Linked DNA regions of Homo sapiens: all the other regions are linked to region 1. The links are chromatin loops, found by intact Hi-C in ENCODE. Cell type or tissue: B cell. All regions are shown on one strand. Region 1 has its middle 46 kb from the start of LINC00593. Region 2 overlaps LOC101929129 (a long non-coding RNA gene). Region 3 overlaps LOC107984788 (a long non-coding RNA gene). Region 4 has its middle 110 kb from the start of LINC00593. Region 5 overlaps LOC101929129 (a long non-coding RNA gene).

The links. Peaks named below come from ENCODE experiments on the same cell type or tissue, not always from the same donor. Only the 100,000 strongest peaks of a DNase experiment are listed, where the experiment ranks them.
Region 2: a loop joins it to region 1, with 6 times the contacts of the local background. A loop is called at or near these places in 2 of 110 quality-filtered maps.
Region 3: a loop joins it to region 1, with 11 times the contacts of the local background. A loop is called at or near these places in 3 of 110 quality-filtered maps.
Region 4: a loop joins it to region 1, with 4 times the contacts of the local background. A loop is called at or near these places in 2 of 110 quality-filtered maps.
Region 5: a loop joins it to region 1, with 13 times the contacts of the local background. A loop is called at or near these places in 2 of 110 quality-filtered maps.

Annotation. Positions count from the first base shown.
Region 1 is chr15:69,879,005-69,884,004 of GRCh38, reverse strand. No RefSeq gene overlaps it. Among named protein-coding and RNA genes, the nearest start is that of LINC00593, 46 kb to the right of the region's middle. RefSeq lists an enhancer at 2,369-2,658. In B cell, no CTCF peak of the experiment used is centred here; DNase peaks (open chromatin) are centred at 2,004, 2,674 and 3,244; H3K4me3 peaks cover 667 bases; H3K27me3 peaks cover 842 bases.
Region 2 is chr15:70,012,643-70,017,642 of GRCh38, reverse strand. All of the region lies in intron 2 of LOC101929129 (a long non-coding RNA gene), which reads left to right. Among named protein-coding and RNA genes, the nearest start is that of MIR629, 64 kb to the left of the region's middle. RefSeq lists enhancers at 782-831, 2,238-2,741. In B cell, no CTCF peak of the experiment used is centred here; DNase peaks (open chromatin) are centred at 852, 1,422, 2,492 and 3,082; H3K4me3 peaks cover 593 bases; H3K27ac peaks cover 4,074 bases.
Region 3 is chr15:69,753,568-69,758,567 of GRCh38, reverse strand. It overlaps LOC107984788 (a long non-coding RNA gene), which reads right to left. Exons shown (of 3, transcript XR_001751592.3): 2 at 2,362-2,412. Among named protein-coding and RNA genes, the nearest start is that of LINC00593, 79 kb to the left of the region's middle. In B cell, no CTCF peak of the experiment used is centred here; a DNase peak (open chromatin) is centred at 2,797; H3K4me3 peaks cover 1,443 bases; H3K27ac peaks cover 1,225 bases.
Region 4 is chr15:69,726,696-69,731,695 of GRCh38, reverse strand. No RefSeq gene overlaps it. Among named protein-coding and RNA genes, the nearest start is that of LINC00593, 110 kb to the left of the region's middle. In B cell, CTCF peaks have their summits at 2,157 and 2,359 (motif pointing left); a DNase peak (open chromatin) is centred at 2,335.
Region 5 is chr15:69,977,525-69,982,524 of GRCh38, reverse strand. All of the region lies in intron 2 of LOC101929129 (a long non-coding RNA gene), which reads left to right. Among named protein-coding and RNA genes, the nearest start is that of MIR629, 99 kb to the left of the region's middle. RefSeq lists enhancers at 2,211-2,270, 3,101-3,160. In B cell, CTCF peaks have their summits at 1,942 and 2,146; DNase peaks (open chromatin) are centred at 2,054, 2,544 and 3,034; H3K4me3 peaks cover 1,389 bases; H3K27ac peaks cover 2,033 bases.

The sequences.
Region 1 (5,000 bases):
GAGGACAGGGTGAGTAGGTACTGGGCTCACCGGCAGCGGGCTTCCTGTGCCATTTGTTTTCAGACTGTTGGTTAGCAGGGTCCCGCACTCCAAGCCATCTGCCTGGTTCAGGCCTACCCAGGGCAGGGAACGTCACCTCCTGAGAGCCCTGTTTCACATCTACCTCCCCCACCCTCCCAATCCCTCCCAAGACCCCACCAACCCGTTTTTTCCACAACCTGCAACCTTGACTCTTGCTTTGACACTCTAAGAAGCTTTCTGTCTTTCCCTCTTGACCTCTCTTCCTCCAGCAATTGGATGACTGGAAGGAGGTAGCCTGGACTCAGCTCTCCCTTCCTCTCTGTTCCAAGTCTGTTGGATCCTTGTCCAGGCTTTTCCTCTGCTTCTCCCTTTGGTGCATTTGCATCACTCCTAGCATAGCCCCTGCTGTCCTTGCAGAAGGATATTTCTGAAACAAAACAAAACAAAAAAATTCTCCAAGTCCTCAAAGGAAATATACAAAAACACTGGCGATGGAGGTGAATAAGTCATGAGGGTGGGGCCCTTGTGAATAGGATTAGTGCTCTTATAGAAGGGTTTGACTGAGGGAGTTCTTCCCTTCTGTCATACAAGAAGAGGTGAGGACACAGCATTTGTCCCCTTTGGAGGACACAGCAACAAGGCATCATCTTGGAAGCAGAGAGCGGCCCTCATCAGACAACTGAACATGCCAGGGCTTGATCCTGGACTTTCAGCCTTTGGAACTGTAAGAAAATAAATTTCTGTTTCTTATACATTACTCAGTCTCAGATATTTTGTTATAGCAGTAAAAAAATAAAGAATTAAGAGAGTTTCCAAACTTTAGAAATATGTATTATAAAAGTTGGCGAGCTAAGAGAATCACAGTCTTCAACTTTTTTACCCTCCCATTGAAGACCTGATTGTGATGTGAGTATCAGAGGTGGAAATCGGGGCTGCTGGTGAGGGAAGGGCCTTTGCTGCCTTTTAGGAAGGCAGGAAGAATCCAAAATGGCTGCTGACCATACAAGGAACAAACCATGAAGACCACCATAGGGGACCACTCACACTCAAGTCTGGGCTGCTGGTGCAGCACCTCCAACAGGCACCCGGGAGGAAGTAGCCTGCACTGCTCAGGGAGTGGGCAGCCTCTTCAGGAAGAAGCTTTCCTAGGTCAGAATTCAAACTCGGGTCCATCTGTGTCCAAAGCCTGCATGTGTCTCCATCATCATCTCCCTTTTTAGCACACACATAAGATCATTCTGAATCCCAATGGACTTTGCCTTAGCTTTGTTTATTTCTCCAGTGGCCATAGTAGGGACACATCCCCTTTACCTCCCCTTTCTCCACCCCACTTGTACCACCATCTTCTATAATAATGCCAAGATCACCCACCCTTAGACCCTGAAAGCAGCCTGACACCCTTTTCCCTCTGTGCCAGTTAATCAAACCTTACAGTCTCAGCTCCTGGAGAGTTTGTCTTGGAGTCTGGTACAGATTCTCAGCTCACAGCAAGGCTAGGGGAGAATGCTCTGAACTGATGGTGTGTGTTCTCTCAGATGTTTCACATTTGAGTGTATATAAAAGAGCAAAATGGGCTGAAGAGCCAACATTTGTGCTACAAAAACATGTCATATCAACAACAGCTACCTTGTCCCCAGAGAAAATTAGGTTGTATAGATGTGAATGTGGTTTTTTTTTCTTTTTTTTTTTTTCTGGGGGTGGAAGTGTTGTATTTTAATGCCTGATTTTGGCAGTTGGTGCAGAAAAATAATCGTGATGCCAATGGCCAAATTTTCCTCCATCCAATCTCAGAAAACTCGAGTTTATGTTTAAATTTCATGCAGCAGAGTTATATACACAGTGCATGAGGGCGGCTGTTCAAAATGTACACATTTCTAGCTCCACTGTAATTTTTTTTCTTTTTGCAAAAGGGAGCTGAGACATAAACACCACCCCCGTCTGACTGCACACAAGGTATGTATGTAAGCGACAAAAATAACTCCCCCGGGATTTCTACAGCCAGGCTGTCGTGCACAGGCACTGCACACGCCAGTGCAGATTGCTAACAGGTGTGGCTCGGGGGAAGGATGAAGCCAAGGACAGGCTGTGATGACTGCACGCTGGTGAAGTGATGGCAGAGAGGGGTGCACCACCTCCCTCTCCCACGACCTGGCCCCATCCCCCTTCCACAATAAGTACCAGGCACGATCTTGGGCATCATTGCCAAAATGTGGGATTCCGAGTAGTGCTATAGCTCCAAGATTGGCCTCTGGTAGGAATGTGAGAGGACATAAATGTCATCCTGAGTTTGGTGAGCTGGAGTAGCCACTCTGAAGCAAGGCTGGACTTGCTCCCTACTGTCCACTGCTTAAGAAACCAATGGTCTTAGGTCCCTGTAGAATCTAGGATGACGAATACTGAGGTGCTCTAGAAACATAGGCTGTTTCCGGAGCCTCCCTGTTGCCCGTGAGATAGAAGGAGCAGGACCCTCCCACTTCACAGGTGAGTCTCTGAGAGGCTGAGTCACTGCAGTATGGTCATACAGCCAGGCAAAGGCAGAAAACAGCCTGGACACCTTCTGCTGCTTTTGCAACAGACTATGAGGAGAGGCCCAGGGGAATAGCACGCAGGGTGCAGGGTGATTTGACTGGAGGGACAGAGGAAGTCCTGCCTCACCCATTTGCAGACCTGAAATCCTCAAAGGGAGTCAGCCATTGGATGTTGACAAAATTTCCCAAAGGTGTGTTAGGTGGCACCTGGATTCAAGATGTGCAAAAGCGTTAAGAGGGTCTGTCCCCAAAAAGTTTGGGCAATGCTGATTTAAACAAACGTAAAGCATTTTATACCCCGCAGGACTTCTCAGAGCCCTTACTATGCTAATGACCCAAGGTGGGGACTTAGTATGCAGGATCTTCCAACCACATTGACCGGAAAAATATTTTCACAAAGCCCTTTTCAGACCTAGTGCTTTGCAGACACACACTTTGTGGAATGCTGGATTAAGGCAATGATGAGTTTAGAAAGGCATATTTTTCTCAGGGAGGAGTAAAATATTATTCTAATATTAGTGAAATCCTTCTAAATGCAAAGTGGTTTAACAGATGAGCTTTAAATCATCTGAAAGACTCTGAAGAAATGGGACACAGGAAAGGTAAGTTTTGATTTGAAGAAGAGCAGAGGGAAGTGAAACTGCCTTAAATCCAATTTGAGAAAAGCTTATTTAAATGTGTTGCTGGAAAAAAAAAAAAAAAGAAAGAAAGAAAGAAAAAATGGTTTCAAGTTTTGTTGAAGTTTGGCTTTGTACCAAAAACTCTTAGGCCAAGGTGAGACGTAAAAGGTGCTAATGCGTTGCCCAAGGGGCCTATGTCAGATTCAAGCAAAGCCCAGCCAGAGGCATCTTGGGGGACAGCTGTTGGCTGGGGGTGTGGGGGTGGGATCTGGGAGCTGAGCTATTTTTACTTCATCTTGAAAAGGAGAGAAATAGCTGCTTTCTTAGAGGAAAAAAGCATTCATATATTATTTGGGGAGGCTGTGATGTAAGAACACATCTCTGCTCCATCAACTGTTGATGGGAGTGTAAATTAGTTCAACCATTGTGGAAGACAGTGTGGTGATTCCTCAAGGATCTAGAACTAGAAATGCCATTAGACCCAGCAATCCCATTACTGGGTATATACCCAAAGGATTATGAATCATTCTACTATAAAAATACATGCACATGTATGTTTATTGTGGCACTGTTCACAATAGCAAAGACTTGGAACCAACCCAAATGCCCATCAATGATAGACTGGATAAAGAAAATATGGCACATATACACCATGGAATACTATGCAGCCATAAAAAAGGATGAGTTCATGTCCTTTGCAGGGACATAGATGAAGCTGGAAAACATCATTCTCAGCAAACTAACACAAGAACAGAAAACCAAAACCTTATGTTCTCACTCATAACCAGGAGTTGAACAATGAGAGCACATGGACACAGGGAAGGGAATATCACACACCAGGGCCTACCAGCGGGTGAGGGGATAGGGGAGGGATAGCATTAAGAGAAATACCTAATGTAGATGATGGGTTGATGGGTGCAGCAAACCACCATGACACATGTAGGCCTATGTAACAAACCTGCACATTCTGCACACGTACCCCAGAGCTTAAAGTATAATAATAAAAAAAATGAAGCTCTAATATTCAAGCTCTCAAAGGCAGGGCCTGGGTCTCATTCACCCAGTTTAGGGCCCAGTGAGGGAGGACAATGTTTGTTGGGCTAAACTGGACACCTGGCCCTGGGGTTTTTAAGATGGGATTCTACTGCAAACACCACAAGACCTCCCTTAGTACACAGTACCTTCCGGCAGGATTGTCCTGGAAGTTGTGAGTCTGCCCAGAAGGAGCACAGGGATTGGGGGCAGGTGATTTGGGGGTCCATACCTGCCTCTGCTTCTCTTCAGTTAGGTGGCCACAAGCAGGTCCCTTAACCTCTCTGAGCTCCAGTTTCCTACCTGTAAAATAGGGATCCTGAAAGCTGCCTGGCGTACCTCCCAGGTGACAGGTGGATTAAATGAGAAGTAACAAATGCATGTTTTGAAAGGAAGATGCTGTACAAATTCCAGTTATTATTACATGACAGAATGTAAGCAATGTTAGGAAGGCATCTTCTCCTATCTAGAAATATTGTTTTGCCAAGGCATGTTAAAGGGCCTGAAATGTCATTATTAGAAATTTATTCCCTGGGATGTTAAAGGCTTTTACATGTTTAAGACATTTTCGCTAAAATGCATTTGGGAGGCATCAATATTCAGCCATTATCTCTGGGCCTCTGAGAGTCTGGCCTGAGACATGGACTTTTCCTGGCTGGCAGCAAACCAGCAAACCATTGCGGATGGGGCTGAGGAAGGAGGGGTGTGATAAAGAGAAGCCAGTGTCCCAGGCAGGTGCTCCCCAAGTGTGGGATAGACCAACGCTTCTCACCCCTGTGTGTGCCCACGAATGACAAGC
Region 2 (5,000 bases), 130 kb before region 1:
TGCCACTTTAGGGAGAGAACTGAGCAAGAATCACTTTCTTTCATCCACGTGTTGGGGAGGGATGTTTCTCAGATTGGAGGAGACCACCTGCATGAGAATTCTTGAGAGCTTACTAAAATGCAGATTCACAGGCCCCAGCACACACCAGCTGAGTTGCAGTCTCTAAAAGCTGTGCTTGAAGCCTGCTGGTGACACACGGTAGGCTAGTCTGAGAGTCAGAAGACCAGGGGTTGAGTCCTAGCTCTGTCCCTGACTTGCTAGGTCACTGTTGGTGGGTCTGGCCTCTTATCTGTAACCTCTTGGGGAGTCTCATGAAAAGCAACAAAGTCTGTCTGAAGGAAGACTTTGCAGGCACAAGAGCGCTGTATAAGTCGGTTACTTTATTGTTATTGTTGGTTTTGTGCTTGTCATTTACACTCTCTGGGTCCTGCTATGACCTGACGCCTCAGTGAATGAATGCGGGTGGAGAGCTGGAGGGCTGATAAGCCCTGGAGATGCTGTAAAAATAGCCACATGCTGGTCATGCACAAGGTGTGGGGTGAGAGTGGTGTATCTATCAATGTCTCTGTGCCCTGCAAAGCAGGGATGATGAGCAAGGCCCTGTAATTATTATAGGGATGTTCTATTGCTCCAGCGAAGCCTGGACTTGAATGAAGTCTTGGAGAGAGGGAAGAGGAAGGCAGAGGAAATGGAACATTTTTGAGCACTAGCTACATACTAAGTAATCCATGAGGCACTTTCACGTATCAGTGCATCAAGTTCTCATGCTCAGTTTTACCCCCATGAGGTGAGAAAATGGAAACCCCAGAAGAGAAAACAGAAACTCAGAGTTACGACCTGTCCCGAGTCACTCAGGCAGCAATGGCAGGGCTGGGGTTAGAACCCAGGAAGGTCTGTTTCCTGAAGCCCCGGGTGTTCCCATGTACCACATGGCCCTCCACTGTATGAGAGCTTGCAGGCTTCACAAACAGCCTCTCAGCCTGCTGGAGGTGTCCAGCCTGAAGCCCAGAGCCCTTGAAGGATCTTTGCCCATGTGATGTTGGGGGATCACCCAGCCAGACCCCTGCCCTGCGTTCCCTCAGCTTTCTGGGGAGGATGAGAACATCTGAAGTCAATCGCATTCTAACAACACAGGGTTTCAAAGATAAAGATCAAAGGCAGAGGAGGTCAAAGAAACCAATGTCAGATTCCCCCCAGATTAAAGCAAAAGGAGCCGCACTCCCTGCAGGCTGAAGTCTCCAGGACGCCTGCCTGGAACCCGAAAAACTTCTCCAGCCTAGACTCTCAGCATCTGTCAGCTAGTGCTGTGGTAACAGAGGGCAGGTCACAGATGGACAGAGTCACACAGAACGGGTCAGGGAGTCCTGAGAGGGAGAGAGAGAGAGAGGGACAGAGATGGAGAGAGACACACAGGGAAAGCAAGACACAGCGAGCCAGACAGAGATGTTCAGAACGAGGCAGAGAAGAGAGACAGAGAGAGAGAGAGAGAGAGAGAGAGAGAGAGAGAAAGCAAAACAGAGAGCCACAGATGCAAAGTGAGGTATCGAGGCATAAAAATAGTGTCGGAGTAAAGCAGAGGCCAAGCCAGGCTGGGAGAAATCCTGAGCGCAGGACAAGGCTGGCCCCGGAGGCATCAGTGTGCTGTTGTGCAGGCAGAACTTTCCACTGATCACACCCCCTGCCCGTCAGCCCATCCTTGATCTGCCGTCCTTTGCCTCCACGTGGAGGCTGGCCTGATGTCTAGATGGAAGGCCGAGGCTCCCAGGCAGAGGCTGGCAAACAACCCACCAAACAGGCTGGAGGGGCCCCCTGGGGGTCAGGAGGGCTGCGGGGACCTGGGTCCTCAGGCCCCTTAGAGACTGGAAGCCTCCCACCCCCTACTCTGCTCATGGCCTGGCCAGACCTGCAGGGCCCCCATGGTCCCAAGCCCTCCCGCTGTGGCCTGTGCCTTACTTTCTCCCCTCTCCCTGTGTGCACCAAACTTGTGAAGCCCAAACCAGCCTTCCCCTCCTCCAAGAAACCCACTGGGATTTCTCCAGGCTTCTTTTGTCTGCATTGCAGCCTCATGGTTCAGTGATGCAGTGTTTGTGTTCTAAATGCCGTGCACAGAAGTTCTGTGTTCCCTCTTTCCATCTCGATGTCAAATCCTCTTCCCTTTCCTCTTCCCTCCCCTCCCCACCCAGGCCTCATGGCATGTGCACTAAAAGGCTTCCATGAGGTTCTGAAATGTGCTCTTTTCATTCAGAGAGTGCTCATTCCTTGACTGCCTTCAGCTGATCCTCAGTTCGGAGGGTAGGAAGCAGAGGACAGCGTCGTGCCCAGCCGACCGGGGAAGGAGGCCCAGGCAGGAAGCTTGTGGAGCTAGCAGAGCAGGTCTGAGGCAGGCTCAGCTCTCAGCCTTTTGTTATGGACTGCCCCCTGCCTCCAGCCTCTCTTCCTGAACCTCACTCAGGGCAAGAGTTGAGCATCTGCATTAGGCGGAGGCGGGGTTATTCCACCTTGCTGGCCTGGCTCAGACCTAAGAGCCTCATCCCCACGGGCCCAGCCTGCAACCTGGCCTGAACCTGCTCTCTCACTTCCCTTTCTCAGTGGTCAGCACCTGCTGAGCTCCCCACACCCTTGTTCCCACCCCTGCCAGGCACACCCTCTTCCTTTCCCCAGAGGCCTCCTTCTGGGCTGGTCCTGCTTGGCCAAAGCCAGAGGCAGGGCTACTCAAAGTCCAGTGGGGGGAGAAATGTGAACCCACAACCCACCCAGAAGGAGTGAGAGCCAGGCCATCGGGGACCCCCACATTCGCAGCAGTAGTTTCCCCACCAGACTGAAGTGTGTCTAGGGCTGGGGCCATGCCTGCTGGTCTCTGTATCTCCCAAGCCTAGCCCAGGACTTGGCACTTAGTGGATGCTTGGACAATTGCTGAGCAGGTGAAGAGGGTCCAGGCAAAAGACTGAAGCCCTGACAGCTTCGAGCTTCCCTGCCTTCCTTCCTGCCATCATGATGCCAATGACAAAGTGATGCAAAATAAAAATATCACTGAGCAAAGCACGAACAGCGTCACAGCTGATACCCACAACAACTCTGGTGCCCAAGGCACAGGAGGCTTGGTGACTTTCTCAAGGTTCCCCAAGCCAGTGAGTGGGGAGGGCACAGTTGGACTCTGAGTGTAAGCTCTTGGGCACACTGCTGGACCCCAGGAGAGGCGGGTTCTCACAGCTCCCCTGTGACCTGAGGTGAGTTCCATTTCCCCTCCGAGCTTCAGGCTCCTCGTGTGTGAAATGAGGTCTGAACTCCTTGGGTTCTTCATTCCCTTTTCTCGGTTAACATTTCCTAATAATTTAAGGGAATGAGATCACCTCCACCTCCCTTGATTAAGATTCATGCAATAGTTCGAGGCAAGACTCCTACCTTCAAAGATCTTACAGTATAGTGGGGGTGAGACATAGTCTATCTAATATTCAGACAGTGGGGCTGTGGAAGCCTCAGGGAGGGGAACTGGAGGCCTTCCTGGAGGAGGACGGGATGGGGTGGGCCCGCAGGGAGGAAGCATTTGCCCTGTGGATTTGTCAGGAGGGGAGGGGTGGGTGTGAATGGGAGTGTAGTTGAGAGGAAGAGTGCAGGAGGAGGACACCGGCCAGCTGGAATGGAGAAAGCCATGAGTTTCTAGCAATTTCCTTTTCCAAGCCCCTCTTGCAAGTGAGCATCTTTAATTTATTAAGGGACTGATTTGAAATCATCCTCCCTCTCTCCCTGCCCACACTCCACCCTCCACTGCCTATATTTCCCCTGACCATAAATTTCTTTTTAATGACAGTTTAGAAAATGAGCAAATCTCTAGTGACACTTTTATCACCCCCAGGATACTTTTAATAAGAGGTTTCGGTAGATTGCATTCTGGGAGTGGGGGGAGGGGGAAGGCAAGACGGTAGCTTCACCAACCTGCGCAGAGCTGTTCTCCCCGGTCCCAGCCCTGCAGCCCCCAAAACCACCCCTCTCCACCCCACCCCTACCTGGAGGCACCCCCTGACCTAGGACTGCAAATCCCTGGGTTCTAGCCCCCATGCTGACAATCCACTCACCTCGTAGCCTTGGGCACATCCCTTTACTCCTCCTCTCCCTCCCTCTCTCATCTGTAAAATCTTGCCTATGTGCAAGAGATAATTAGTGCAGACCTATTAATAATGGTTAAAAGCAATTAGCTGCCGACACTTGGTGCCACACCTAGTTACTCAGACTGGCAAATCGGGCCCCAGAATATTTCTCAAACTACAAACAGGGCCAGCTCAACTGGATTTGAAAGCATGGCTCTAACCACTCCACTGGTCACTGGGAAGTGTGTGTTGCAGGCCTCTTTTTGTGCTCACTCTATGTTAGATGTGAATGTACTGGAAAATCCATGCGGCACCTAAAATGTGATGTCTCCTTCAAGAGTTTTCAAATGAGCTGGGCAAGCAAGAAAAGCTGCCCAGAATAAGGTTGTGTCGGAAAGATAGCCTGACAGGGCTAGGAACAGGGTGGGGCAGCACAGGGGCGGCCCATGATGGATCCCTAGAAAGGGGAGATTTATGACATGGGATTGACTGGGAAGGGGAGGATCTAGAGGGAACTGTCACAGTTCAGGAGTAACAAAAATGCTGAACAGAAGCCATGAGCAAGGCCTGGGAAAGAGGGCCATTTAAGGAAAATCAACAGGATTTGGGGGCTGGCTGGATATGGGGCATGTGAGCCTTGAGGTTTGGAATAAAGGCAACGGGAGGTTCACAAAGAAAGGCAACCCTGGAAGATGGCAGTCCATCATTGAGTGACCTGTAAAATGATTCGGTCCATTTTAAAACACACAGAAAAAAAAATTGTTTTCTTTAAGAAACACACTGTTGAGGGCAATTTGAATTACAGTTAGTCTGGGAAAGGTGACTCAAGCCTGTAATCCCAGCATTTTGGGAGGTTGAGGTAGGAGAGAGTCACTTGAGCCTAGGAATTCGAGATCAGCCTGGGCAACATATTAG
Region 3 (5,000 bases), 130 kb after region 1:
CAGCAGTAGGCAAACTACTTCCTACAAGCCAAAGCCTGCTGCTTGTTTTTTGTGAAGTTTTATTGGCACAGAGCCACACCCATTTGTTTATATATTGTTTATGGCTGCTTTTGCACTACTATGGCAGAATAAAGCCTAAAATATTTACTATCTGGCGCTTTACAGAAAAAGTTTGCCAACCCCTGCATTATCCCATCTATCAACCAGCAAAGCTTCATTCCTGTGGCTGTATCAGATGGCCTCTGGCTTTCCCAGTCATGTACCCACAGTATCACAGCAGCAGAGTGCTTGAGCACCTCGTAGGGACTTTAAAAACATGTTGAATGAAGAACCATCACAATGAGCTATTTCAATTTCCATTATGCAAATGAAAAAAATCACAGCTTTTAGAAACATTAATTATGTAAGCCAAGGTCTAAGAGTTAGAAAGTGCTAGAATTAGACCGGGAACAGTGGCTCATGTCTGTAATCTCAGCACTTTGGGAGGCCAAGGCAGGCAGATCACCTGAGGTCAGGAGTTCGAGACCAGCCTGACCAACATGGTGAAACCCCATCTCTACTGAAAATACAAAAATTAGCTAGGCATGTTGGCAGCTGCCTATAATCCCAGCTACTTGGGAGGCTGAGGCAGGAGAATCACTTGAACCCAGGAGGCGGAGGTTGCAGTGAGCCGAGATCACGCCATCGCACTCCAACCTGGGCAACAAGAGCAAAACTCCGTCTCAAAAAAAAAAAAAAAAAGTGCTAGAATTAGAATTTTTATTGATCCCAGGTACAATATTTTGTCCTATCAACTTGAGGCAGTGATCAGGCAGAATCTTGCCGGAAATGTGCAGAAATGGGGCCTAGGGTAGGTCTTTTGGATGAAGGACCTGGATCTTGGGGCTAGGAGAGATGGGAAGGCCCTAGGAAAGAATGAAGAATTATCTGAAAGGATAAGCAGGCCTTGTCCTGCTGGGAAAATAGGTACCTTGAGAATATATTAAGCTAATTCATATTACAGTGTTAGCTTCTTTCTGGACCTGCTGTGACAAAGTTAATGGAGCTTTTTCACCTGGGGGTAAAGGAGGGTACATCAAGGAGCACAGAGAAGGGAGAGCAGAGTGAGTCAGGCACGCTTACCAGAATACGACTCAAACCGAACCAGGTCTCAGTGGTGTTGAGTCACTGGGGCATCAGTCAGGAGCCTGGGCAGCCACCTGGCAGTGGGACTGCGGTGGAGGTGCCCACCCCAGGGGATGCCTGGGCCCAGTGAACATGAAGCCCTTCCCAGCTCTGAGGTTCTCAGAACCCTTTGTGGCTTGAGTTAGCCCTGACACTCTCCCATCCACTTTACGGAGAAGCATTAAAGCCACCGAACACCCCCTCTTGAATCTGATGAGATTCAGCTTTGTCAGACCCACTTTCCCAAGACAGTCATAGAAAATGGGGGATTCTCTGGGTTGGCTGTTTGGAATTCTTCCCCAGATAAATCACGCCCACGAGGTAGCACCAACAATATGTAGTCTCTGTTTCTTTAAAGTGAAAGAGAATATAAAACTGAATGCCAAAGACTCTATTTTGTTGTTTTTTCCTCTAACCTTTATAGTTATCGCACTTACACTGAATTCACCAGGAGGTTGTTCCGTTATAGCATGCATTGATTCTCTCCAAAGCACTCACTTTAGCTTGCAAAGAAACAACTCTACGTTTTTGCACTCATATTTCATTGCATTATGAAATGATGGATTGCATTATTTAATCAGAGTAACAGGTACAGGTTGAGAAGAAATACAAATAGCCCTCAGTAAGCACACACAGCTCAACCAATGGAAACATATGTGCCCAGGAAAACTGGAGAGAAGCTTCAGTTGGAGCTGCTAGCTTCAAGGGTTTAGTGTATCCCAGGCATGGGCACAGTGCTAGCTGAGTAGTGTGGAGAGTCTACATTAATCTAGCAAGCTGGTCCATTGCAGGTTGCTCAAGAGGGCTTCTGCTGTTTAACTGCACGCAGATGCCACAGCCCTTTGTCACGGACAGAGCACTGTCCAGCGTAATCCTCATGGCCCTTTAAGGGAGGCAGAGAAGATTTTCATATAGGAAAAATGAGGATCAGAGGCCTTGAGTGACTTTCTCAGAGACAAATGTGCAGTAATTACCTCCTTCGTGTCTGTACTGCAGGAGCCCAGCACAGAGTGGACACATGGAAAAAAAGGCCACCGTTTATGAAACAGAAGTGATAGAGCCAGGCCCCAAACCAGGTGGATCTGCTTTGAGAGCCCATGTTCTTTCAACTCACTGATGAACATTTGTGAAATGCACACTATTTGTCAAGAATTATGGCTGGCCCAGATACAAAAGATAGGGCCTATTACTTCTCACCTGTTTAGGGCCATGTGTTTTCCAGCTCTTATTTTTCTCCCCACCTTTCTCCTGGAAAAAAAAACAAAAACTTGTTTTAAAAGGCTCAATTCTTCTGTCTCCTTTGGTGTTAATTCTTCTGCAAAATAGCCTGGGAAGAAACAATTGATTTGAATTATGCCAAAGCTTTTCAGAAGTGGGGATGGACAGAGTGCCCCCCATCCAGTCTCACCTTTACTCTCCACCCCATTTCCTACTTCCACCTCCAAGACTTCCCACACTTATGCAAAACATCCTGGCTGAGTCTCACCAAGAGCTCTAGGGGAAACCCTAAACCTCAGAGTGAAATGAAGGGGCTGATTTGCCCCTGGGGAAATTAGACACAAACAAGGCTGGGGTGAACCACCAGTCTTGAAACTGTTTCTCTGGATTAGTCACAGGGTTACCCACTCATGAATGTTCCTCCCACCTCCTCACTTCAGGCTCTGTTATTCTAGAGGGCTGGCCTGGTTACAAGGGTAGCCAGATTAACTAGGGTCTAAATGGGAGAGCTGGGGCACGGATCATTCACCAAAGAAACCGCAGCGACCTTCCGCCTGGGTGGGGCTTCTCTTCTTTTAACCTCCCGCGAAACTGCTAGTCAGCAGCTCTGTTTCCTGCCATTGCTCGAGGAGATCTTCATGAGTTTCATAGGAGTAGGATTGTGCCTTCAATCCATCATCTTTCTAGGGAAGGTAGCAGTATTTCATTGGCTTATTTCTTAACAAATAATATATTAAAGACTGCTTTCCTCCAGGTACCTGTTAGACACTAGGAATATAGTGGTAAGCAAAGAACTGCTTAGGAGTCTTGCTCTTGTGTTTTTGATGGTTGATCTCAGGTTGTTTAAGAGGCTTCTGCTGTTCAACTGCATATGCGACAGCCCTTTTACATGAACAGAGAGAACTGTCCAGTAATTTAATCCTCATGGCCCCTCAAAGGTGGCAGAGAAAATTTTCATATAGGAAATTAGGATCAGAGGCATTAAGTAACTTTCTCAAAGACAAACGTGTGGTAATTATCTCTTTTATGTCTGTACTGCAGGAGCCCAGCACAGAGTGGACACGAGAAAAGAAATTCTATTGTTTATGAAACAGAAGTGATAGAGCTGGGCCCCAAATTGGGTATATCTGTTTTGAGATTGCTTTGTAACACATATACATCAAATAACTGCTAGAGACCAGGGCAAGGGGGTTCTGTCTGTTTGGTTCACTGCTATATGGTTAAGGCCAAGAAAAGTACCTGGCATACAATAGACATTCAATAAGCATTTGTTGGATGGATGGATGGATGGATGGATGACCCAAACAATTGCAGGTCATGCTGAATGTAAGAATTAAACGTAACATGGATGAGAATGCATCACGGGATTTATCATCTCTTTTGGGTCTGGGGAAGACTTCTTTGCAAAAAATGATAACCCAGACAAGATTCAAGGGGTGAGCAGGAGCTGGCTAAAGGAAGGAGAAGATAGTGGCAGGAGGAGCCACGCAGACACAAGGAATAGCTTGGGTGAAGGTCTTGAAGCAAGAGGGAGCACAGTTTATGAAAGGATGCTGAAGAAAGTTTCCAGAGCTGGAGGACAAGTGGGAAGGAAGGGTTGGTTCAAGGTGACTCTGGAGGGGACAGCAGAGCAGATCCTAGTGGCCTGAGAATAGAACCCTGACCTCTTCCACAGAGCAAGGAGGAATCACTAACCTATGTTCAGCAGGAATCAATGTGGCCAGACTTGCACTGGCATCACAAGTTGAAGTGCTTTTAGGAAGGTCCATTTGGGAGTGTCTAGGTATACATGACCAATGGGAGATGATGAACTTGCCATAGCTTTTAAAGTTTAAAGTGACACATTTCTAGCCTACTACTATTTCACCTTCACATCATTACATAATGTATTTTAACAAATACCGATATTGCATTACTATGTGACAGATGTCATTCTAAGTGCTTTGCAAATATAAACTCTCACATTGGCCTTGTGACATTGGTGCTAATTATTATCCTTTTTAAAAGATGAGGCAACTGGGCTGGGGCATTTAAACCAACACAGCAGATGACAGAATGCCAGAGTCTTCCTCAATTCCTGTGATGCATGGAGGACTCCAGAAGTCTCCATGTGCCCTGTGGAGGGTGTGCAAGGAGACTGGCCTTGGAGCTGCAGTGGGTGAGGTAGCTGGGGAAGACAGATGGGGCTGGAATGAGAGTCAGTCTGCTTTCAGGGGATCCACAGCACCAGCGACAGTACAGTGGGGCCTTGTTGACAGGAAGAGATGGTGCTCTGTGCCTGGGCCCTGCTGCAAACCTAGCATCTCTCCACACAATCCTAATATCCCTTCAGTTTTTCCTCCACCAGGTCATCTGCTTTGCAGATTCTATGTCTTCCTCTTTCTTGGTTGACCGCCTCATTTTAGCAGAACAGTCCCTCCAGCAGCATCCTGAGACAAGGAGAATGCAAGGAAAATGTGGGGGGACTGTCATTTAAAAAATTCTTTAGCGCTCTTGTGGGTTGCTATTTGGCTGGGCATAAATTCTATTTCACAAGTCACTTTTCTTCAGAATTTTAAAGATACTGCTTCTTTGCTTGTAGTTTTCAGTGTTGCTGCTGAGAAGCTCACACTCAATTA
Region 4 (5,000 bases), 150 kb after region 1:
CCGGGCAGGAGCTTAGAGGTTATCTTTCCAACCCAGTGGTTCCCAGTTTCCCATGCAGTTGTGTCAGAGTTACTTGAGATGCTTTTTGCCACAAGGATTCCTATTCTCACCCTGTACCGACTGTATCAGCATTTAGGAGATGTGACCTTGGAATCTATGTTTTTAGAAGTATTTCTGGTGATTCTGATATCAGCCATGTTTGTAACCCATTGATCCAGCCCTCCCCAATTTACAGTTGATGAAACTGAGGCCCAGAGATAACTAATTTGCTTAAGATCCCCTAGCCTGGCAACCAAGTTTTCTGACTCGGTCTGGAGCTCTTACTACTTACCACCCCTAACTCATCGGAAAGCCCAGCCACACATAGAAGCAGGGGAGGGCATGGTCAACCGACAACAGCAAGATGGACCATTCTGTTTAAAAAGCTGCCTCAGTGAGACATCTAATTAGCTGACTGTAGCATGGTTTCCTTCCCCTGGTTATTGATGTCTCTTCTCTCTTCTCTTCCTGATGCTGCCCCTTGCTCATCCTAATGTGATCAATTACTCACAGGAATAAAGTAAGCACATAGCCTACAGTCTATTAGGTAATCGGTGGTGTGCCAGATGAAGGAGCCATCAGGCAAGACAGGCTGTCTGGAGCAAAGGCCAGCAGAAGGGACGATGCAGGCCCAGCGGGTGGAAGAGTCCCTGAGCAGGAAAAGCCCCAACCCTCCAAGCAATGGGTGAAACTGTCTGAGCCCTCAGGGACTGAATTCTCAGGCCAAGCTTGAAAACAACTTAGACAACTGCTGTTCTGCTCTGGCTACAGGAGACCTATTTCTGATCCTGTCAGAACTAGAGCCTGCCTCTCGGACCCTGACGTGCATTCCAGTCACCTGGGATCCTGTTAAAATAAAGGTTTTGATTCTGGGGGCCTCAGAGTCTGCATTTCTGACAAGTTCCCAGGTGATGCCAGTGCTGCTCGTCTGGAAAAACAAGGGCCTAGAGATCATTGTTTGCGGGTCCAGCTGAGTCACCTTTGTCTATTCAGATATTCTTTTCCCGTCCAGCCCCTTTGCATGTGCTATTTCCTCGTCTGCAATGCCCTTCCTCCTCGAATCAGAAAAGTCCTGTTCAGCATTCATGTTCTGGCTTCGGTGATGTCTGTTCTTTCAAGTCTCCACTGAGCCCCTCCTCTCCATAAGGACGCTCAGGGAAGATGATATCTTCACTGTATCCTGATCACATTTCATGTAACAGTACTCTTACTCTTTGGTAACAGGAGTTTGTCCACTGACAAGCTCTGTGGCCCAGCAGCTCTGTACAGTCCGCACAGAGTCTTTCATCCCTCCATCTCCCAGCGTGGCAGGGCTCTCTTATCTGCTTGGTGCTAGAGGGTCTGAGAACTTTTGAGAGATCTCCAAAAAAGTATGAGACCCAGAAACAAAATTATGAGATCCAAAACATCAAGGGAAAACTTTGCAATGGAAATTAGTAAAATTTTAATGGAATGTCTACAAAACAAAGTATTACATCAACCTCACTAATGGTTTCATTTAGTATTTATAAAAACTTCACTCTATCTGAAAACAATGTGCAAGTTAGATTTTCTTACTTCGCAAGAATTCCTGAGTACCCCTCATAATCGCTGAGAGATCAAACCGAAACAAGCATCAAATGAATGACGAGTAGCCAAATAATTTCAAAGCGAAGTTATAAAAAATAATTCCTGGCCGGGCGCGGTGGCTCACGCCTGTAATCCCAGCACTTTGGGAGGCCGAGGCGGGCGGATCACGAGGTCAGGAGATCGAGACCATCCTGGCTAACACGGAGAAACCCCATCTCTACTAAAAATACAAAAAATTAGCCGGGTGTGGTGGCGGGTGCCTCTAGTCCCAGCTACTGGGGAGGCTGAGGCAGGAGAATGGCGTGAACCCGGGAGGTGGAGCTTGCAGTGAGCCGAGATTGCGCCACTGCACTCCAGACTGGGTGACAGAGCGAGACTCCGTCTCAGAAAAAAAAAAAAATTCCTATAATTCTACAGAAAAAAATTATATTTAATATGTTGGATGTGTGTGAGGTGGAGCCTTCAATGCAAGTGTCTCCAGATAGAAGTCTAAAAACCATCTTGATGTCTGGCCCAGAGGAAGAACACACTGGATTTCTCCTGAATGAATGTGTGAGTGCTGGAAGGTATGAAGTGGAGGAAGGAACGAAAAACAGACAGGAGAGATACATAAAATGTAAGCCAAAGTTTTAGGTCATCAATAAAGGGAGTCCTTGTTAGCAAAAAACAAAACAAAACAAACAAACAAAAAAAACTACCAGGTTCCAGGCAGCCAAGAGAAACAGACGACATCGCCCCCTACTGGCTGGAGGAATTTTGGATTGCCCGCAGACTGCCTTCTTTTATTGATCTGTCATTGTTGTTTCTCTGACATTGAGAACTTCAAAGCCCCCTGGAACTGCCTCAACGAGAGAAATCGGTGGTCCCTGAGGATCAAGACCCTTCCTTTCCTCTGGAGGAAAGGGGGCTGGAGGGGAGCTTTATAACTCATTCTATGTCAGACATCTTGAAATGGATCTAAACCCATCTTGAACCTATTTCGACCTTCCTCTTGAACCACTTCTTGGTTAACATGTTCCATATGTTTCTTACTCTGATGGAAAATAGCCTTTACTTTTATTTCAAAGGGCATTGTTTAAAAGTCTGGGGACAGAGCTTTGTTCTTAGACAAACAAGATTTGGGAAGTTCTTCTAAGAAAGCAATCAGAGATAAACAGAAAGATTTATATACAAGATGTTCACTACAGCATTATTTATAATGGTGAAAAATTGGAAACAGCTGAAATGCTCAACAATAAGGGGGTGTTTAAATAAATTATGATCTACCCACACAATAGAAGTTCATACAGCCATTAAAATTCATGTTTTTGAAGATTATTTCATGGAAATAGCCAACCTTCAATGAGCCCTTCTCAGGTAGTACTGTCAGTGTTTTACAGGTATCACTTCATTCCATGCTCACAACAACTCTGTGAAGAAAGCACTATTTGTATTATTTCCCTTTGACACACAAGGAAACTGAGGCACAGAAAAACCAAAGTCATACAGCTAGAGGTGTGCATTGATCTAGCACCCAGAGGCTGCACAGTTGTGCACTGCATGATGCTGCCTTTCTCTAACAGAGGTTCATTGAAATTCCGAGCACTTATGGGTATGCAATGGCACACAGAGTGGTTTAATGGACATTGAAGACTCAGAAGCAGGGAGGGTGGGAGAGGGGTAACAGATGAAAAATTACCTATTGGGTACAATGCGCACTATTCGGGTAACAAGTACACTAAAAGTCTAGACTTCACCACTGTGTGATTCATCCATGTAACCAAAAACTACTTGTACTCCTAAAGCTCCTGCAATTAAAAAAAATAATTAAACAAAAAGAAATTCAGACGGGCACAGTGGCTCATGCCTGTAATCCTAGCACTTTGAGAGGCTGAGGCAAGTGAATTGCTCGAGCCCAGGAGCTGGAGACCAGCCTGGGCAACATGGCGAAACCCCGTCTCCACCAAAAATACAAAAATTAGCCCAGCATGGTGGCACTCGCCTGTAGTCCCAGATAACTCAGGAAGCTGAAGTGGGAGGATGGCTTGAGCCCAGGAGGTGAAGGTTGCAGTGAGCCAAGATTGTGCCATTGCACCCCAGCCTGGCAACAGAGCCAAACCCTGGAAAGGGGAGGGGAGGGGAGGGGAGGGGAGGGGAGGGGAGGGGAGGGAAGGAAAGGGAAGGGAAGGGAAGGGAAGGGAAAAAGAAATTCTGAGCTTTGGGGGAAGAGAGGAAGAGCTCCTTCCTGGGTCCACTGCAAAGCTGTAGTGAAGGAGTACGGACCTTAGCTGCACCCTGAGGAATGATGAGGTCTTGGTCAGGTGTGAATACAAATACTCATGAGAAGCATTTTTAGAGGAGAAAAGAGCCCAAGTGAAATTGCAGAGGTGGCAATTTGTGGGGAGAGTTCAAAAACCACTGAGGAGGCAGGGTGGCTAGCATATCAGATGCATTATAATTATCCATGGAAAATCAGCAAATAAAGGAACTAGGGCGGAGCCCCTGCAGTGTGTGCCAATGCAGGGTCAGTAGTAATTAAAACCATTAACATCACAGAACTCACCCAGGCACCCTACTGAGTGCTTTCCGCAGGTGTCTCATTAAATTCTGGGGACCACAACCCTTCTTTGTACTGTCATTATTCCCATTTCACAGGTGAGAAAACAGACTTGGCGAGATCAAGTCATTTACCTCAGACCTCTACTGGCAAGTAACAGTGGCTGGAGTTGAAGTGGGTGGCGCAGAGGCCAGAGGCCCCATGACTTGCTGTGTCTCCAGGGAAGTGGGCTGCCAAGCACAAGAACAGGATCTGTGTTCATCCCCCAGCAGCCAATGCTGTTTTCTGTCCCAGCAGCTACAGCTGGCCTTCTCAGCTATTTAGGGAAAACGTTCTATATGAAAATGACTGCAGAGCCGCCTGGGTTTATGAGAACCCCCAGGAAGCCCAGCTTCTGGCAACACGTGAGAAGGGAAAGGGGAAAGAATCCTCCACATTTGGGGAAAACAACCAAATGACTCTGGTTCCTCGAGCTGGTGCTGTGTGCCATCTGAGGAGAATGGAGAAACAAAGGAACGCCGCAGGCCCACCCCAGAAGTTCCGGGCCCTCCCCTGCCCTCTGCTCTAGGCAGCTGGCTGCTTAAGGGTTGGCCTCTAGCCCCAGGGACTCAGCCTAGACTCAGCCCCTTCTTCCCCAGAGCTGCCACCTCCCCCAGGTCCCTGGGCTCTAAACCTGCTCCCCCAGGCCAGCAGCAAAGGGGCCATTCTTCCCATACCCCTCTTTACTGCATGCAAAGACAAGCGCCTCTCAGACCCTCTCTTTTCCTGGCTCTACCATCCACAAAGCAAAACATGGGGACTTTTCAGAGTTTCATTTTCACTGTCTCTGACTCCTTCCTGAAGAGGTGAATGGAGG
Region 5 (5,000 bases), 99 kb before region 1:
AGATATGGATGAGGAAAGGGTCATTGTTCTTTGAAAACAGGAATAAGTGAGGCAGGCTCTCAGCAGCCACATCTGTGCCAGACCTAGAGGGGGGAAATGCCACTCTGGAAAATGCAGAGCCCTGCTGGTCTGAGTGCCGTGGCTCTGGGGTAGCGAGGACTCCTCCCTGGCAAGCACCTCCTCCCTGGGGAGCACCTCCTCCCTGGTGAGCACCCCCTCCCTGGTGAGCAACCCCTCCCTGGTTAGCACCTCCTCCCTGGGGAGCACCTCCTCCATGGTGAGCACCCCCTCCCTGGTGAGCACCCTCTCCCTGGTGATCACCTCCTCCCTGGGGAGCACCTCCTCCCTGGAGAGCACCTCCTCCCTTGCAAACACCTCCTTCCCTCCAGGCCAGGTTCCTTCCCCATAAAATGAGAGCTAGCACCAGATCATTGCTTCTTAACCCAAAGAAGACTGCAGACCCCTAAAATGCCTGTGATCTTTACTGGAGACACAGGGTAAAGGAAAAGGAGAGGGTTTCTGGCAGGCCTGGGTTCAGGGAGCAGCCAGGAGCAACCATTTTGGGGCCAGAATGTGAGGGAGGCACAGCAGGGCAAAGGGGCCTGTGGGCAGGTGGGCAGGATGGGCCAGTGGCCCAGACACCTGCAGAGGCCATCCAGTTCTAGATTTTATGACTTTATCTTTCAATCCATTTAATGTTTGCTTTTATTATTATCAATAACACGAATAAGAGCTATGATATATTAAACACTTAATAGGTGCCAAGCAGAATGTTAAGCACATTGTACCCGCTGCCTCATTTTACTATCATGCCTTCTCCATGAAGGCATGATTCATATTTCTATTTTATAGCTGAGTAGATAGGTTAGGTAATTTACCCAGCATCAACCCTGACTAGTAGTCCCAACAAAGCTGGGAATCAAACCCAGGACTTACCTAGGGCCAAAGTATTTTACCTGGTGGGATTTCTATGAGCCAGGCCTGGGCTGGGCAGCCTGGAACACAGAGAAAAGGGAACACTCCCCTACAGCTGTGGAGGCTGAAACTCAAGACCTGTTCTAAATGTCACAATGAGGTAGCAATAGAGGACTATGGGAGTTTCAAGGGCTTGGGGACAATTCAGAGGCTTCCTGGAGGAGAGGGCATTTAAGCTGGGCCCTAAGGGAGAAGAATTTCAAGGGTGGAGGGAAATTCTAGGCAAAGGCACAGCTTTTGTGGAAAGCTAGTAGGTGTGAAGGTTGCAGAGCATGGGCATGGTTTGACCACATGTGGTTTACTCTTTTTTTATTTTTATTTTTTAATAGAGACTGGGTCTCGCCCTGTTGCCCAGGCTGGTCTTGAACTTCATATATGTGGCTCATGGCATATTTTGGTTGGAACATCGTGTGCAGAGGATACCAATGGGAAACAGCCTGGAAAGTTAGACTGAGGCCATAGCGATGGCAGCCTTGAATGCCAGGATAAGGAGCTAGGCAAAAGACAATGGGAAGGGGACAGGAGACTAGAGAATTTACTACTCAATTCTGTGCTGTAGAAGAAGTGAAAAAACAGATACCGACAGCCCTAAACCTCAGGGAGTACAAACACAGCTGAGAAAACTTTAGAGAAAACCTAAACATATCGTGAAGTTGCTTGTGTGTGTGTATGTGTGTGTGTGAATGACTCCATCTGAGAGATTTGAGCAAAGTCCATGAGATGGCTGGGAAGGTAAATGACCAATTCCTTTCTAACTTCAGATTTCCTGTTTGCAAAACCTCACCAACATATCTAGAAAACCTAGAAAACATTAGGCTTCTCAGCCTGCACAGAGCAGCTTACAATGTTTATTCATGAATGAAGAGTTGGGTGCCCTGTTGTTCCTGGGTGGAGGGGAGACAGTTCATCTCCAAATGGCTCAGCCTTGGGCTCCACTGACTACACATTCTCTTTGTTTGTAGTAACAGCCATGCACTCTGTGCATATGCATGGTATCACCTGCAGATGTCCCAGTTCCTGACGTCACCCTGGCTGCAGAGCCAGCCTCAGGCCGAGCTGTGCAACCAGGGCAGAGGGAGGAAGGGGCGCTGCTGACCTGGACAGGGCTGAGTTCCAGTCCGCTTCCGTCACCACACTCCCACTGTTGGCCTTGGACAAGCCCCCATCTCTCTGCAGCAGCCCCTTCATTCCTACCTCCTTGAGGGGCCTAAACTGGATCATCACTTCTGGAAATAGCCATTCTTGTCCCACCTTTGAAGGTGTCATTTCTCAGCACCCCAGACTATTAGTCAGGGAATGTTTTCTTTGAATTGACTCACTTTTAAAATACACCATTTATGTCAACTTACCATTTCTGTACATGATGCACCATTTGCTATAAAGGGACATTGAAGTTAAAACCCATGAAAATAGTAAATGTTCACTCTTGTACCACCTAAAGTCAGGGTACATGCCTGCCATTGCATGAGTGCACACCCCCAGGGGAAACCTGCGTCCTGGAGCCAGGCGGCTTCTCAAGTATGACTGTGCGCCGGAAACACCTGGAGACCTTGCAAAAATGCAAATTCAAATTCAGTAGGTCTGGGTGGGGTCTGAGATTCTCTGTTTCTGACAAGGTCCCAGGAGATGCCGATGCTGCTGGTCCACAGACCCTACTTGGTGTAACAAGGTCACATGGGTTGTCCAGCTCCCTATCGTGGGGGCAGGGCAAGAATGTCAACAGAAACACAGCACCAAGTCCTTCTGAGAACACGGGACGTGAAACACAAAGACCATGTCTAAAGATTCAAGCAAAGGCTTCATATCAGAGGAAAACTCAGAGAGCTATTTCACCTTTTCTCCCAAATATACATTTACTTTATATTTACTTTATGCACTTAGAACTTTCGGCATCTCTGTTTACTGCTTCACATACCTCCCCACCTCTTCCCTAATGCAAAGACCTGAATCTGGAAAGCCACATCTGTTGGGAGCTTCGTCAGAAATCATGCTGGCCATGCTTGCAGGCTGGGTCCAGCTCTTGCTGGGAGGTGGAGGCCAGGGCTCTGCATAATGGCATCTTCGGGGCTTTCCCTTCTCTGACCTCCTGCCATGCTCAGACAGAACGACACGCCATCTGCTGACTCACCGTGGCTTCATGCATTCATGTCCTGTTTTCCCAGGTGGTCACAGCTCTAGGAGGAGACAGTAAGGGGTGACTGGAAGGGGAGGGGAGTGAGATTGCCCCTCTGGGACCCACACACACTGAGGACATGATGGGCTCTTGATAAAATGTCACATGAGCCCAGGACAGTTAGAGAGGTTGGCTTTATAAGTGGTACATTATTTATGATGGCTTGAATGGGTCACCCTTATGCCCATTTTCTGGAGGGAAAAACTGGCTCCAGATAATGCAAAGTCATGCCCCTATGGCGTCAGTTGCAGGGCTCAGAAGTCCTCTCTTCCAACCCAGTTGCTGGCAGGTCATGACCACAGGCCACCCAGCCATTCCTAGCCTCCCTGGTAGAATTCAAGGCTGCCTGTATTGTGCATCTGCTGTGTCCATGGCACTCAGGGAGGATAGTAAAGGCAGGGCCAGAGGGGAATGAGGGGGACTTGCTGGGGAGCATGATGGTCACGTGCTAAGCAGAGGCCTGACCTGAGACCTCAGGGTGGCATTCCTTTGGGTACTACAAGGGCTGGAAAAGGCCTCTCCCCTGCTTCAAGCCCAGCCCAGCAGGTAGGTGGCCGAGCCAGGCCCACATGCTGATCTCTGCTCTCTGACTGGTGCAGTTTCCTTTGTGTTAGATCATCAATTCCTCAGCCTTCTGTGGCTTCTGTGATTTCCAAAGAGCTTGCCCTGATGCTGAAGCCGGCCTGGACTGGGCATCAAGAGGGTTTCAGCCTGATAGCCAATGGCCGGCCGCATGACAGCGAGAAATTGGCTTCTCTCTCTGGGCCGTGGTGATCTTCAAAGTTTCTTACAGCACTAGAATTCTGCTCTTTCTTTGCATTACAAATGGAATACATACTTGTGAACATTTTCAACAATATAGAAATGTAGAAAGTAAATATAAACAAACAAAAAATGAAGTCATCATCTTCTTATTGCTGCTAGAGGAAGCCATTGTGAATAGTTTGATGTGTTTCCTTCCAAATGATTTTTTCTCTACGTATAAACATAAATAAGCATATGTAGGTTTATTGATCATCTTAAAATTTATTTTTTTCACTTAAAATACTTTCCTGTGATCTTCCTGTGCCATCATATATAAATCTACTTTATTATTTTGAAGTAATATATCTTGGACATTTTTGCATCAGTAGATCCTTTTCAATGATAAATAGCATTTTGTATCATGGATATGCATAATTTCTTTGGGCCTTTATATTATTTCCATTTTTTTTGCTATTATAAACAATGCTGAAATAAACATCTTTTTACATGCATTCTTACTCACATGTGAATATGTTTCTTTAACATGAATTCCTGGAAGTAGAACTGCCAGATAAAAGAACACACACATCCAAAATTTTGAAAGATGCTGTCAAAATCACCCTCCCAAAATACCAGTTGTCTTTCCTCTCTACAGCTCGGGGAGCAACATGTTTGCATTCACCTTGATTGAGCCTGGATTAGGTGCATGTAATGTTCCTATTGCATATGAGACAACAGAAGCTTAGAGAGAACAAGGGAGTGTCTCGAGGTGCTACAGAAGTGGGGGCAGAGCTAGAATCAAAGCTCTGTGCCCCATACCCAAGTCTAGATGCTCTGCAGCTCTGACATGATGAGGTATAGTGGAAAGAGCTCTGACTTTGAGGTCCAAATGCTTGAGTTTGAAATCTTGCCATGCAACTTGCCATCTCTGTGACTTTGACCAAGATACTTAATCTCCCCAACCTCAGCTCCTTTCTCCATAAAACAGAGACAACAAACACTGTCAAAAAGGGATGTTGTGAGTGTTAAAGGAGAATTTATGTAAGGTTCTGGCTCCTAGGAGATGCTCTCTAAAATATTCTCTTTTCTGAGGAGTTGGGGACCTGGG